Linked DNA regions of Mus musculus: region 2 is linked to region 1. A link is a loop called in an ENCODE intact Hi-C map of the cell type or tissue named here. Cell type or tissue: heart. All regions are shown on one strand. Links, peaks and the distances in the headings refer to the core of each region. The heading gives the core; the rest is flanking DNA.

Region 1 (8,353 bases), core at 149-8,148:
GCTTCAGGGAAAGATAATGATATATATCCTCAAAAACAACCCAAGGCTTTTTCTATTTTACAAACACAGGACATTATCATAACAGAGATACCAAATTTAAAGGAGGATCAGTGGCTTAAATGCCAAGAGTCCTACCATAGAAATGGTATTGTCTACAGCACCTTCCATTTATGTTCCCAATAAATTGTTTCATTCAATATACAATTATCAATTTTAGGCCATGAGGTGAACTCAACGTGAAAGTAATGTTTTAACTTACATGCTGCAGAACAACAGATATAATGAAACTTCTCTTCTTAGATTGAAGACTTAACATAGATACAAGTACAATCTTATATATGTATGATGATAATATGAAAAAAAACAAGATTGTCTAGGAGTTAAAGACAACCCAATAGACAGGGAAAAACTCATTTTTTTTCTTGGTGAGGGACAAGAACTGAACTTTATTGTGATATGTCTTCATGAAAATATATTAAATAAATTCATCCCCATATATGATGTATATGGGCCACAAAAATAACGACCAGAAACTCATACATTCTTTCCAATGCTCTCTATGACAAGAGTGTATCCACTTAATCTAGATATCTTCAATGGATGCAGTATGGTCATCATAAAAGCAGTAAAGAATGAAAGTTTCTGTATGCCATTTTTTATACTTTTTTTCCCTATTTAATATATGGTCTTTTGCCTACAGGGACAAAAGGGTTCCTTTTGAAAATTATTCAATCAAGTATTCAAAGTTCCAGTGTGGATATAGGTATGATCAATTAAGATTTCAAAATAAAATTAAAACCCATTGTCTGTGAAAACATGTGTAAATAAAATTTAATGGTATTATTGGGATTTTCCTCATTCCACTGTATCCCTATCTGCTATGAAATTCTGCTACAGGTGAACCAACAAGAGTGTTTTGAAGTACAAGAAAATGTGTCAATATTCAGCTCTTCTCAATCATAGGCCAATTAAATTTTAGAAGTAAATGGGATTGAAATAGTAGGCTTGATTGAAATAGGAGATTATAAAACTTTGACTTTCCAGAAATTTTGTAATACATTCTGGCCAAATTAAAAGGTTTATAACAAGTTCTTAGTAGAATTTTTTCAGGATTTACAAAAAACAAAAACAAACAAACAAACAAAAAGAGTATTAAGTTTAATATGTGTGAGAAAAAGTTTAAGTGTCAAATTAGAGAATTAGAGGTCTTATATTCATGACATAGCCATAAATTTATGGGGACTAGATATTTACCAATATTTGGGTGCACAGGTAAATGTTCATGCAAGACAAGAAAAGTACCATGATGAAATGTAGCAGAAATAGGGAGGATTCAGGGAAACTTATTGATATATATCTTCAAAAACAACCCAAGGATTTTCCTGTTTTACAAACACAGGACATAACCTGAAGATAGATACCAAATTAAAGGATGATCAATGGCTTAAATGCCAAGAATCCTACCACAGAAATAGTTACCTCTCAAGCCTGTATTAGTAGATCAATATCTGTAGACAAAGGAAATATGAAAGATTGACTATGTGTTACAAAAGAAACAGGAGGCAAAGCATGTAGAGGATTCTGCCACTTCTTGGGAAATCCCTGCATATGTTATGAAAAAGTGAAAGGGAAAACTGATTTTTTCATAGATTTTAGAGCTGAAGTGGTAATTATTAATGAATATTCACATTAGAGCCTTTTGTTTCCTTTACCTTCCTTATGTAAGCGATAATTGTAATTAATTTAAAGGGCTGTATTTTACTATCCATTTTAGTGAGACAGAAAGAGAAAGGTTTCCTTTATTGTCTCTAATTTTAACAATGATTAATCCATGAAAAGTATTGAAGGATGACTTCTTCTATAGGGAAGGTTGAACGTTCTTTCATCATGTCAAATTCTTGTTCAAAAACCACTGAAAATACTTTGTGGATAATTTTGTCAACACATAAGTTTTCATTACTTGGATGGAAGTTTGTTGTGAGCTTCTAACACAGATACTTCAGAAGAATCTTTAAGTAAAGAGTGTCCAAATCATTTTGTTGGCTTTGAATGCAGGATATACAGCAATTCAAAGTGGCCATGCATGAGAGAGTATTTGATGTCTCTGAACACGTAAATAAGCCACTGTACATGAGAATATGGTATGCATGAATAGTAATGTGTTGAATTAAATCTCCAACTCAAATATGCCCAGTTAATGGAAAGAAGCTCAATTTTATATGAATAGATATGTTGTGCTTAGATTGGATAAATCTACCACTACACTACCACACTCCCCATCTATGATACCCTTTAGACCTTGTGTTTTCTCCAGGGCATGTGCTTTGCTCTGTGTTTCTTCTTCCTCCCCATCATCTGTGTCCTCTCCATCTTTCATTTTTCTCTTCTTCTCTCCACAACTTTCCCCACCACCTTCCCTTTATCAGCTCAATCATCAGCTCTCCTTTATTTTACAAATTAAGATAGGAATGTTTACAGGAAATCACATGAGTGCTGACTCATTTTTTGTTCACAACCCTTCAAGGAGAATGGAATTAACAACAGATATAGTCAGGCCATGGCTATGCACAACAATTACCCCTTTCTGACCAATTGAATGACTCGTTTATCTCAGACACAATTGAACACAGCTATTACTATTTTGTAATTTATAAAATACAAGGGACCTAACAGCCAGTGCCTCATCTTTGTTAATTAAATAGAACCTCTGTCATCTATTCTTACTTAAAGACCTATAATTCTACTTCTGGCTATGTCTTGGCTTTAGATTGAATGCCTTCTGCTTCAAACCTTAGTTTATTATAGAAACTGCTGATCACTTGGACAGTCCCTTATTTCAATACTTTAGCCCATCCATCTTCAGACTATTGGACAGGGTAATCTGACAAATTGAGAGAAACAGGCATATTTAGAACTAGCAAACTCTATCTTGGCATAATACAGCTGTCTTAACCTATAACTGTGTCCTTTTTTTTGGACAGTATTATGCCTGTAGATGATATGAGACAATTTTTTTCCTAGTGGCTTTTTCACCATAGCTAGAGTAACTCAAAGATGCTCAGTTACTCTTTTGAATCCAAGTCAGGAAAAACTAGTCTAAACAACAAGTGAATAAATAACAATAAACATCACATTTAGTGGACTTCTGATGTCTTTGAAAACCAGCTACTTACATGAAGTACTCTGGACTTATATCTGTTACTTACTCTCAGACATTTCAGATTAAAATAACTGAAAACACCCTAACAATGAAATCAGGGAAATGAATGTTCTATTTGGCCCTTAACTCACAGGCTTAAACATCTCTGATCTGTTTATAATAATAGCAACAGAAGGACTGGGTCTAAGTCCCACACTTCAAAAGTTTTAGGTTCCAAGAAAACCAATAATAATCAGCCCCAGTTCTAAAGACTAGAGAACTGAGATGAAGACTCTTCATAATGTCTTCAAGCTGAATATGGGTGCTGAGATATTTTTGTAGGGAGGAGGAAAAGTAGGGAAATGGGGAAATTTGTTGGCCTTAAGTAGGTCACACCAACGATTGTCTCTGATGTCTGTGTCCTGAATGGATCTGGGTGAAAAATCAAAACAACAGGAGTTCAGACACATCAGTTCAACATGTCTGACAATGAAATTCACCAAGGCTGTATATTCTGTAATATATAAATCTCAAAAGAAAATTTTAGTGTCATCAAGATAAACATTTTATTTTATTCTCTAGAATCTAGTTCTTCAGGGAGTATCCCTCCATCAAATATGATCCATATAACTCTGGAAGCTGTAAATACTTTAACACAATTTCCAAAAACACAAAGACAAAAGCTATTCCCCAAATCAGCCTATCCTTCAACCGGTAACCAGGAAAAGCTGAAGTTAGCTATTTGCCCCAAAAGAACAATAAAACAACCATACTACTCAAAATCACACGTATTTTAGCCTATTGAGGCCTGTCTAATTTGTCATGTCATGATATTAACCCCACATTCCTGTGGAGACAATGGTATAGAATATGAGTCTCTTGCAGTCCTTATTAAATTGATTCACAGATCTATTTATACCTGCTTATAAAAGGCAGCTTTTCAAATCAGGATTTAAAACCAAAATTCCCATGGAGCCCATGTTAGACAAGATTTAAATATCATGTAAAAATTATTAGAGCAATACATCTTTATACAATTTTTAAAGCAATTATTTCAAACCTTCACTAATATCTGCCTATAGGAAACAGTTAGTTTTTAATTATTAAACTCTACACCTAGTGCAGCCATCCTGTTATAACATCTATGTTTTGTGCTCTCTATCTTGAGACACAGACACTTATTTAATTAATGCATATTATACTATCTATCTGTTATGCTTTCTACCTGGAGCCACAGTCTTCTATTAATTCATACCTGTTCATTGCAGGCGATTATTACTGCTCTCTCCACTTGGAGTCAGTGAGTAATATTTCCCATCTATTTCAGAACTGCAGGTGAAATTTCCCATCTTTAAGTATCAAAAGGTTATATTTCTCTATTTATAACAGTGAATTACCTGGTCCAGAGCCCTTGTAGGTTTATTATCTCATTCTTTATTCACAGGGAGGAGCTGAGTGTAAAAAGACCCACATGGTCTGTGTTACTTTTTGTGCATGTGGGAGACAGGGTAGGGTGTGAAGTATAGTGGGAAGTGGACACAGAAAGGCTGAGTAGATGCCTCTATGCCATCCTCTGTAGACTATCAAAACCCACCACATTTGAGTCTTGCCTGCTATAGCCTACATTACTTCCCAAGCCCCACTCATGCATTAGAGGCAGGGAATTGTTATCTCAGGTTAGTTGAGTTCAAATCAATATGTTGGGTGCCATTTAGTTGGGGTAAATCTCCAAACCAAAAATTCTCCAGCAATGAAAACACAATGCAATTAATATGAATAAATGCTTTGTGCCTAGATTGGGCAGATCTACCACTATACTGCCATATTCTACATCTACTTCACTGTTTAGAACTTGTATATTCTCCATACCATTTGTTTCTGCTCTGCTTTTCTTCTGCTACTTCCTCTGTGTCCTCTACCATTTCCATTTTCTCCTTCTTCTCTTTCCCAAATTTCTGCTCCACCTTTCCTTTATCTTCCCAATGCAATGTTTCATTCAACTCCCGATTATATAGTTTTTATTTTTAGGCCATGATGTGAATGCAACATTAAATTAACATTTAAACTTATATAAAGAAGAACAACTGACATCATGATTTTTCTCTTCTTTAGACTGAAGACTTTACATAGATAAAAGTACATTGTTACATATGTATAATGTTAATATAAAACCAATATTGTCTGGGAGTTAAAGACAACCCAATAGACAGAGAAAAATATTATTTTTTTGGTGACGGTCAAAACTGCAATTTATTGTGTTATATCTTCATGAAAATATCTTTAATAAATTCATCCCTATATTGGGGTATGTAGGCCCTAAAATAAAAACCACAAACTCATGTACATTCTTTCCAGTGTTCTCTCTGACAAGAGCCTATCAACTTAATCTAGATATCTCAATGGATGCATTATGGCCACCTTAAATGCAATAGAGATTGAATGTTTCTGAATGCCTTAATTCATATTTTGTCCCTATATTCTCTGCTTTTACTGGTGGAGCTTTAGACAATGCTGTTTTAAAAATAGGGAGTTGCTGGGCATAGTGGCACATGCCTTTAATCACAGCATTTGTGAGGCAGAGGCCGGCGGATTTCTGAGTTTGAGGCCAGCCTGGTCTACAGAGTGAGTTCCAGGACAGCCAGGGGTACACAGAGAAACCATGTCTCAAACAAGCAAACAAACAAACAAACAATGAGCTGGATTTGCCATTATATGAATAAATGAAACAACTTTAACAATGTGGATTACCATTCAAGTCAATGATACAGCTCTATATTGAATAATGTTTGTCTATACCCATGATGCAGCTGTATAGATATACAGCTATTTAAATTTTAATCATTAAGCTTTCCCCCCATATTTTCATGAGAAATGTGAAATGACCTCACTTGTTCCCCCAAAGTTGACATCCTTGGAGTCACTGGTCATTTGTGGGACTCCAGGAAGGGATTCTGCTATGCACAACAGTAATCTAGGATTTGAAATAAAAAGGGTAGGAGGAAGATATTAGCTTATAACTTCACATATATGGAAGAAGGGAACAAGTTAGAAATTTGCCCATAAGCCCTGTTTTGGAATAAATATTATAATCCATATATTATAATCCATATTCAAAATATATTCAAATGAGAAGGAATAAGAACACAGGGTAACCGTGATAGATTATATAAATAAAGGATGATATTCAAGATCAGTACTGGAAAGTCAAAGAAATTATGATGTTTAGGGAAAGTCTGTGTCTTAGTCAGTGTTTCTATTCCTGCACAAACATCATGACCAAGAAGCAAGTTGGGGAAGAAAAGGTTTATTCAGTTTACACTTCCATACTGCTGTTCATCACCAAAGGAAGTCAGGACTGGAACTCAAACAGGTCAGAAAGCAGGAGCTGATGCAGAGGCCATGAAGGGATGTTCTTTACTGGCTTGCTTCCCCTGGCTTGCTCAGCCTGCTCTCTTATAGAACCCAAGACTACCAGCCCAGAGATGGTCCCACCCAGAAGGGGCCTTTCACCCCTGATCACTAATTGAGAAAATGCTTCATACTTGGATCTCATGGAGGCATTTCCTCAACTGAAGCTCCTTTCTGTGTGATAACTCCAGCTGTGTCAAGTTGACATAAAACTAGCCAGTACAATTGACCCCTTGTCAACTTGACACACAAACACATCACTAGTAATCCTCAACCCTTATTTCTTATTCATCCCAAAGATCTAAATAACTTTAAAAGTCCCTCAGTCTTTGCAAATTCTTAAAATTCCAATCTCTCTTAAAATCCAAATTCTTTATAATTAAAAGTCTCTTAACTGTGTGTTCCACTAAAATACCTCCTTCAAGAAAGAAAAAAACATCACACAGTCACAATCAAAAGCAAAAATTAAACTCCAACTGTCCAATGTCTGGGATTCAACTCACGATCTTCTGGGCACCTCTAAGGGCTTAGGTCACTTCTCCAAGCCCTATCCTTTGTAGCACACAGCTCGTCTTCTAGGCTCCAGCTGCCTGTACTCCACTGCAGCTGCTGTTCTCGGTGGTTATCTCATGGTACTGGCATCTCCAAAACGCTGCTGTCTTCCACTGTAACTTGGCTTTAACAATAGCCTCCCATACGCTTTCTTCATGGTGGCAAGCCTCAACTCCTTTACATGACTCCTTCAGTCTTGGGCCATCAATTGCTACTGAGGTTGCACCTTCACCAATGGCCTTCCATGGCCTCTCATGGCCTCTCACAGTGCTGAGTCTCAGCTGCTCTTCATGACCCCTTCATGCCTTCAAAACCAGTACCACCTGGATGACTCTTACACATTACCAAGTCCAGCCACAACACAAGGTACAAACTTGGCATCTCTGGAACACAGCCTCCGTGCTCTCAAAAAACACTTCCCAGAAGATGTCACCTCAGTGATCCTGGTCTCTTCTTAATCACCACTAATTTTTAGCTCCAGCTAACCAGCAACAATAGTCCCAGTAATGCAAAGTTTTTGCTTTAGTAGTTCTGATATCTTGTTAATCACAGTTGATTCTTCAGCCCCAGCTAACCAGAACCACAGAATCTTCACAATCAAACTATCAATGGCCCTGAAAAAAAAAAAAAAAAAAGTCTTTAATCTTCCCTCTGAAATTTCACAAGCCAGGTCTCCATCTTCTGTACTGTTCTCAACATTATCTTCCAAGCTGCTGCACAATGTCTGACAGAGCCCCTAATAGTGATCTTCTAGCCCAAAGTTCCAAAGTAATTCCACAGTCCTCCCCCAAACATGATCAGGTTGTCACAGGAATACCCCAGTATGCTGGTACCAATTTGTCTTAGTCAGGGTTTCTATTCCTGCACAAACATCATGAACAAGAAGCACTTGGGGAGGAAAAGGTTTATTCAGTTTACACTTCCATACTGTTGTTCATCACCAAAGGAAGTCAGGACTGGAACTCAAGCAGGTCAGAAAGCAAGAGCTGATGCAGAGGCCATGGAGGGATGTTCCTTACTGGCTTGCTTCCCCTGGCATGCTCAGCCTGCTCTCTTATAGAACCCAAGACTACCAGCCCAGAGATGGTCCCACCCACAAGGGGCCTTTCCCCCTTGATCATTAATTGAAGAAATACTTCACACTTGGATCTCATGGAGGCATTTCCTCAACTGAAGTTCCTTTCTCTGTGATAACTCTAGCTCTGTCAAGTTGACACAAAACTAGCCAGTACAGTCTGTATCTCAACTTTTGAA
Region 2 (8,353 bases), core at 95-8,094, 700 kb after region 1:
TTAATTCTCCAATTCAAATGTGCCCAGTTAATGAAAAGAAGCTCAATTTTACATGAATAGATGTGTTGTGCCTAGATTGGAAAAATCTATCACTACACTACTGCCCTCCCCATCTATAAGACCCTTTAGATCTTGTGTTTTCTCCAGGCCATATGCTTTTGCTCTGCATTTCTTCTTCCTCTCCCTCATCTATATCCTCCCCCTCTTCCATTTTCCCCTTCTTCTCTCCCCAACTTTCCACACCACCTTCCCTATATCTACTCAGTCATCAGCTTCCCTTTATTTTACAAATTAAGATAGGAAGGTTTACAGGAAATCACATGAGTGCTGACTCATTCTTTGTTCACAACCCCTCAAGGAGAATGGAATTAACATCAAATATAATCAGCCCATGGCTATGCAAAAAAAATTACCCCTTTCTGACCAATTGAAAGACTATTTTATGTCAGACATAATTGAACACAACTATTATCATTTTGTAATTTATAAAGTACAAGGGACCTAACAGCCAGTGCATCATCTTTGTTAATTAAATAGAAACTCTGTCATCTATTCTTACTTGGAACTATAATTCTACATCTGGTTATGTCTTGGCTTTAGATTGAATGCCATCTGAAAACCATTCTCTTAAGCCTATTCCTCGCAATGTAAAAATCCTGGGTTGGCTAGGAAAGTGTTTAGTTTTTCAATACCATCAGAAGTCCAAGAATGAATGATATTAAATATATAGGAAGCATAACACAGCTTCAAACTTTAGTCTATTTATAGAAACTGCTGATCACTTGGGGAGCCCCTTATTTCAACACTTTAGCTGATCCATCTTCAGACTACTGGACAGGGTCATCTGACAAATTGAGAGAAACAGGCATATTTAGGACTAGCATACTCTGTCTTGGCATAATCCAGATGTCTTAACCTATAATTGTGTCCTTTCTCTGGACAGTATTATGTCTGTAGATGAAATGAGACAATTTTTTCCTAGTGGCTGTTTCGCCACAACTAGAGTAACTCAAAGATGCTCAGTTACTCTTTTGAATCCAAGTCAGGGAAAACTAATGTAAATAACAAGTAAATAATTAACAATAAAGTTCACATCCAGTGGAGTTCTGATGTTTTTGAAAACCAAATATCTATGTGAAGTACTCTGGACTTTTATCTGTTACTTACTCTCAGGCATTTCTGATTAAAATAACTGAAAACACCCTAACAATAAACTCAGGGACATGAATGTCCTATTTGGCCCTTAACTTGCATGCTTAAACATCTCTGATCTTTTTATAATAATAGCAACAGAAAGATTGGGTCTATGTTCCACACTTCAAAAGTTTTAGGTTCCAAGAAAACCAATATTACCCCAGTCCTAAAGACTAGAGAACTGAGATGAAGACTCTTCATAACTGCTTCAAGCTGAATATGGGGGCTGAGATAATTTTGTAGGGGGAGGAAAAGTAGGGAAATGGGGAAATTTGTTGGCCTTAAGTAGGCCACACCAATGATTGTCTCTGATTTCTGTGTCCTGAATGGATCTGGATGAAAAACCAGAACATCAGGAGTTCAGGCACATCAGTTCAGCATGTCTTACAATGAAATTCACCAAGGCTGTATATTCTGTAATATATAAATCTCAAAAGAAAACTTTAGTATCATCAAGATAAACATTTTATTCTCTAGAATCTAGTTCTTCAGGGAGTCTCCCTCCATCAAATATGATCCATATAACCCTGGAAGCTTTAAAAAGTTTAAACACCATTTCCAAAAACACAAAGAGAAAACCTATTCCCCAAGATCAGCCTATCCTTCAACTGGTAACCAAGAAAAGCTGTAGTTAGCTCTTTGTCCCAAAATAACAATAAAACAACCGTAATACTCAAAATCACACATATTTCAGCCTATTGGGGCCTGTCTAATTTGTCACATCAGGATATTAATCCCACATTCCTGTGGAGACAATGGTAGAGAATATGAGTCTCCTGCAGTTCTTATTAAATTGATTCACAGATCTATTTATACATGCTTATAAGAGGCAACTTTAAAAAACAGGATTTAAAACCAAAATTCCGATGGAGCCCATTTTAGACAAAATTTAAATATCATGTAAGAATTATTAGAGCAATATATCTTTATACAATTTTAAAACAATTATTTCAAACCTTCACTAATATCTGCCTATAGGAAACAGCTAGTTTTTAATTGTTAAGCTCTCCACACCTAGTGCAGCCAACCTGTTATAACATCTATTTTTTATGCTCTCTATCTTGAGCCAAAGACATTTATTTAATTAATACATATTATACTATCTATCTGTTATGCTTTCTACCTGGATCCACAGTCTTCTATTAATTAATACCCGTTCATAGCAGGTGATTATTACCACTCTCTCTACTTGGAGTCAGTGGCTAATGTTCCCCATCTATTTCAGAACTGCAGGTGAAATTTCCCATATTTAAGTACCAAAAGTTATATTTCTCTCTTTATAACAGTGAATTTTCTGGTCCAGAGCCCTTGTACATTTATTACCTGATTCTTTATTCTCAGGGAGGAGCTGAGTGTAAAAAGACCCACATTGTCTGTGTCCCTTTTTTTGCATGTGGGAGACAGGGTAGGGTGTGAAGGATAGGGGGACATGAACACAGAAAGGCTGTGTAGATGCCTCTATACCATCCTCAGTAAATCCTCAAAACCAGCCACGTTTGAGTCTTGCCTGCTGCAGCCTACATTGCTGCACACGACCCACTCATGCCTTGGAGGCAGGGAATTGTTATCTTAGGTTAGTTTAGTTCAAATCAATATGTGGGGTGCCATTTAGTTGGAGTAAATTTCCAACCCAAAAATGCTCCAGCAATGAAAACACAATGCAATTAATATGAATATATACTCTGTGCCTAGATTGGGCCGATCTACCACTATACTCCCATAGTCTACATCTATTTCACTGTTTAGAACTTGTATATTCTCCAGACCATTTGTTTCTGCACTGCTTTTTTTCTGCCACTTCCTCTGTGTCCTCTCCCATTTCCATTTTCTCCTTCTTCTCTTTCCTAAATTTCTGCTCCACCTTCCCTTTATCTTCCCAATGTAATGTTTCTTTCAACTCCCAATTATATAATTTTCATTTTTAGGCCATGATGTGAATTCAGTATAAAATTCATATTTTAACTTATATAATGCAGAACAGCTAACATCATGTTTTTTCTCTTTTTTGATTGAAAACTTTACATAGATACAAGTGCATTTTTATATATGTATGATATTAATATAAAAACCAATACTGTTTGAGAGTTAAAGACAACCCAATAGACAGAGAAAAATTTGGTCAGGGTCACAAACTGCAATTTATCGTGTTATGTCTTCATGGAAATATCTTAAATAAATTCATCCATATATTGGTATATGTAGGCCACCAAAATAAAAACCACAAACTCAAGTACATTCTTTCCAGTGTTCTCTCTGATAAGAGCCTATCAATTTTATCTAGATATCGTTAATGGATGCATTATGGCCATCATAAATGGAATAGGGAATGAATGTTTCTGAATGCCTTTATTCATATTTTCTCCCTATATTATTTGCTGTTACTGGCGGAGCTTTAGACAATGCTATTTTAAAAGCTGGAGTTTCCAGGCATAGTGGCACATGCCTTTAATCCCACCACTTGGGAGGCAGAGGCAGATGAATTTCTGAGTTTGCGGCCAGCCTGGTCTACAGAGTGAGTTCCAGGACAGCCAGTGACTGTACACAGAGAAACTGTGTCTCAAAAAACCAAAAAACGAAAAAAATTTTAAAAAAAGCTGGATTTGCCATTATATGAATAAATGAAACAACTTTAACTATGTGTATTACCATTCAAGTCAGTGATAGAGCTCTATATTGAGTAATGTTTGTCCATACCCATGATACAGTGTACTATACAGCTATACAGCTATCTAAATTTTAATCATCTTGTCTCAATTCATTAAGCTTGGCCCCATATTTGCATGAGAAATACCAAATAAACTCATTGCTTTCCCCAAAGTTGACTTCCTTGGAGTCACTCATCCCGGGTAAGGGATTCTGCTATGCAAAACAGTAATCTAGGATTTGAAATAAAAAGAGTGGGAGGAAGATATTAGCTTATAAATTCACGTATATGGAAGAAGGGAACAAGTTAGAAATTTGCCAATACAGCGTGAGTTCCAGGACAGCCAGGGCTACACAGAGAAACCCTGTCTAGAAAAACAAACAAACAAACAAACAAACAAACAAACAAAAAACAAAAAACAAAAAACAAGAAACAAAAAACAAAAAACAAAAAAAGAAAATTGCCAATAAGCCCTCTTTTGGAATAAGTATTATAATCCAATATTATAATCCATTATTATAATCCATATTCAAAATATATTCAAATGAGAAGGAATAAGAACACCGGGTAACCATGATAGATTATATTAATCAAGCATGATATTCAAGATCAGTACTAGAAGTCAAAGAAATTATGATGTTCAGGGAATATTCTGTATTTCAACTTTTGAAGTTTGGAAAATTATAAATTAAAATGCATTTTCTCATAACCAGTCTCTCAAATCCATAGGCATGGAAACTCATTGGACAATGTGGTTACCACAGAACAGAAGATACAATAATATGACTATCCATTCAACATGGGCTGAGGCAATACAAGGACATCCATCTAAATGATTGACTCATCAATACTGGGAACCCTTTACTATCTCCAGGCATATTTCCTTATGACTATAAGAGGTTGGAAGACAATAATAAAAGGATAGGCATCAAAAAACAATTTTGTTATAGAGGAGCTGTTCAGTGCCCAGGTTATAATGATGTTTATACGTTTTTATAGAATCCCAAATATAAAGCTAATTTGATTCTGGTTCTGTATTTCAGTTTTGCTGAACCTGACGGTATGATGTGATCTTTAAGAGATCAAAAACGCTTTGAGAGATATTAATGATTTACATTGTTATTTAGGTTGAATTCTTTAAATTTCATGCAAACAAGATGGGATACTTGGAGGCAAAGGTAGAAAAAAATGGTCTGCTAGATTCAGCCAAGATGAATGTGATAGCTGGCATTCTAGAGACATTTTGACTAAAATATTAAATGCTGTGTACCAGTGATCTTATAGGAGGCTTTAAGTCTGACAAAGTTTTCAGGAAAAATGTAATTAATAAAATAGCATTGAAAATTATTTAGCCTTTCATGGTGAAGTTCAGTAATTCCCTCTATGTATATGTGATATGTGCTTCTGCCAGGCACATTGAGACACCCCCTTGAAATTTTTCATCCATCATCTTTCAATAAAACATTATCATTGATTTAGCAAAGAAGCTCTGGTGCAACTCAGGTAATATCAATGCCTGTGCAATAGGCTCAGCATGCTATAATCTCTCTTTCTCCTCTGGCCTGTGCAGGAATGAGCTGCACAATATGCCACAGATTGATGACTGCCCAAGGTAGAAATATCCACAGAATACCTGAAATTACAACACCTAGAATGTTGGAGAACATGATTGGCCTTTACATGGATAAATTCATCATCTCAAATGCCCACACATTTGAACCAATGCTGCTTTTGCAAGCCCCATAGTTATAAGTTTAAAGCAATAATTTTTACATCGTAAGTCAGCATGGTTTTGTCAAGAAACAAATTGTTTCCCTTGTGTCTTATTATTTTGAAGTTTTGCATAGGAAAAGTAGTCCATCATTGATTTTCTGTTCTTGTGCCTACAATTACAATAAATTGCCCACTCCTAGTTTGGGACCTTTAGTGACAAAATAGTGGCCTGATTTCTAATCTATACTGAATAGTACCTGTAATCCTAATTTGTTCTAAGCTAGCTTTCTATTTTTTCTGAAGTTAGCATGAGGCACCTGAAATTTGACAGAGCTCTATTTACAGCGTTTTAGGTTTTTTGTTTGTTTGTTTGTTTGTTTGTTTGAATAGGAGGTTTGAGATTACATGTATAAATTTAGGAGTTCTATAAAATCATTACCTGGAATGATGTGATCAAATTGATGGGCACAGCTTTACTGCATCAAAGTACATTTTTATATTGACCTTGCAGCAAATCTGCCTAATAGGGAGGCTCAAGAACATCAATTTATATAATAGTGGCAGGCAAGCCATACCAGCAGCAAATAGCAATCCTGCGATAAAGTCTGTTTCCCTGTATCTCATAGAGTACCCATTACTGCTATGGAAAATGGAGGGCCACCTTGAGAAAACACACTTGCTTGCTGGTCTCAGCAGTGAACAATATTTTATGATAACCAGATGCAAGACAGGTTTGGATAGGGACCTTGGTGTTTGAAAATGTGAATATCTTATGAAAATCAAGTTCATAGATGAATAAAGGCCCAGACAGAATCTATGGATATGTAGAGTGGGATACAACCGATATTAGTTCTGATATGTGTATCGATAATAAACTAGGTCATCCTATACATAGAGATATCTTATATTTAAGTGCCTAGTGATTCAGTTGCAGGAACATGGTCATATGCAAAGATATTGTGAATAATCCACCATAGGGCACCTGTCTCAAAATGTCTGGTGCTTTTAATATGGGAAATTTGGCCATTTTTAACCCAATTGCCATCAAGGCATCTCTAAGGGCAATGGTTGTCAAAGCTATAAATCAGAAAGATTACCTACCCTTCTAGGTGTGTTCATTTGATGAGGCCTGGGTTACTATTGAAATTATGACTGTAGGTCGGAGTGAGACACACAACTCCTTTTCATGTCATTAGAAAATAGCATAGTTACCTATCTGGAGGGACAGGTCATTTGCCTCTTGTCAGCCAATAAAGAATAAGAAGCAGGCAGAAATACCTCAAAGAAGTAAGGTAAATCTAATGCATGCTATTGCAGGCACTGCTGCTCTATCTAGACTTGGGAACAGATCAACTTCTTACTCTAAACCCATAGGACTAAATGCCATAAAAATAACTAATTGATTTTATGGTCTCTTGCCCACAGGGACCAAATCCATGCTGTTGAAAAAAATAGGATTGATTTTGAGGAGTTCCATTGTGAATCCAGGTATGATCAGTGACAATTTCAAAGAGAAATTAAACCCATTGTATGTGACAAAATAAAGATACAATCTAAAAAAATCTCTAGGATTAAGCAGATGCTACTAGGTCCCTAGTTCTAGGCCAAAGTTGCTTCAGGAGAAAGAACAGGATTATTTGTAAGTACTAGAAAGTTTGTTAGCTTTCAGTTGTTAATGTTCACTGGCCAAAATTAAAGTTTTGTAAAAGGTACTGAATTAGGATGGTTGGTGGCAAGAGGAACTTTTGTAACTTTGATTTCACAGAAATCTTGAAATTCCGAATGACAAATTTAAGAGGGTTTTACCAAGCTCATAGGAAGTTGAAAGTGGTCACAGATAAAAGCAAGAGTTGAATGAACTAAATGTGTGGTAAAAGAAGGTCCAATGTGAAAGTTAAGATCTTATGTAGATGCCATGCACATAAAGTTATGAGGAAGGGATCTTTTCCAATGGAGGGTTACCTGGGTTAGTATTCCTATGAACTAGAAACCGCATGTGAGATATTTAGGGTGAAATGTTGGATGCTACTGGCAAAGATATTGATATCTATCATCAAAAATAACCCCAGGCTTTGCCAACACCCAAACACAGGGCATAATAGGAGCTGATTTTCAAAGTTAAAGGAGGAGGCATGACTGAAATGCCAATATCCTTACCCTGAAATGGCTAACACACAAGCTCATATGGATAGATCAATGGTCCTTGACAATGGAAACATGATAGAAGCTTGTCCATCTGGTACAAGAGAAACTAAAGGCCAAAGACACAGAGGTGTCTACCAGCTCATGAAATCCCCTGCATTTGTTATAAAAACAAATACGGAAAATTGAGAATGTTAACAGATTTTAAACTGAGGATAGAGTTATTCAACGAATATGTTCATTATAACAATGGAATGTCTTTACCTTAGGTATTATCTAAGTAATTAATAGTAATTGTTTTGAATAACTGATCTTTTACTATTGCTTTAATGAGTAGAATAAAGAAATTTTTACCTTATTGTTCATACTTATATCAATGCTTAACCTGTAAGACAATATCAGGGAAATGTTCTACTAGGAATGTTAAAGAGTTCAACTATATGTCAATATTTTGTTACATAACCACTGCAAATAATTTGTAGATAATTTTCTCAATCCAATAGTTTTCATTGCATGGATGATAGTTTGTTGGCAGCTTCTGACACAGATTCTTCAAAGTAAATATTTAAGGAAAAACACACTACTCCACTATGCCAACAATGAAAGATTGATATAACTCAATTCAATGTGTCTATGCATGGGAGAATAACTGATGTCTGT

Evidence for each region. Peaks named below come from ENCODE experiments on the same cell type or tissue, not always from the same donor. Only the 100,000 strongest peaks of a DNase experiment are listed, where the experiment ranks them.
Region 2: a loop joins it to region 1, with 11 times the contacts of the local background. A loop is called at or near these places in 12 of 42 quality-filtered maps.

Annotation. Positions count from the first base shown.
Region 1 is chr4:113,708,098-113,716,450 of GRCm38, reverse strand. It overlaps Skint5 (selection and upkeep of intraepithelial T cells 5), which reads left to right. Exons shown (of 59, transcript NM_001167876.1): 29 at 701-763. Among named protein-coding and RNA genes, the nearest start is that of Skint5, 290 kb to the left of the region's middle. In heart, for the core only: no CTCF peak of the experiment used is centred there; no DNase peak of the experiment used is centred there.
Region 2 is chr4:113,003,142-113,011,494 of GRCm38, reverse strand. It overlaps Skint6 (selection and upkeep of intraepithelial T cells 6), which reads left to right. Exons shown (of 49, transcript NM_001103199.1): 23 at 6,977-7,039. Among named protein-coding and RNA genes, the nearest start is that of Skint10, 230 kb to the right of the region's middle. In heart, for the core only: no CTCF peak of the experiment used is centred there; no DNase peak of the experiment used is centred there.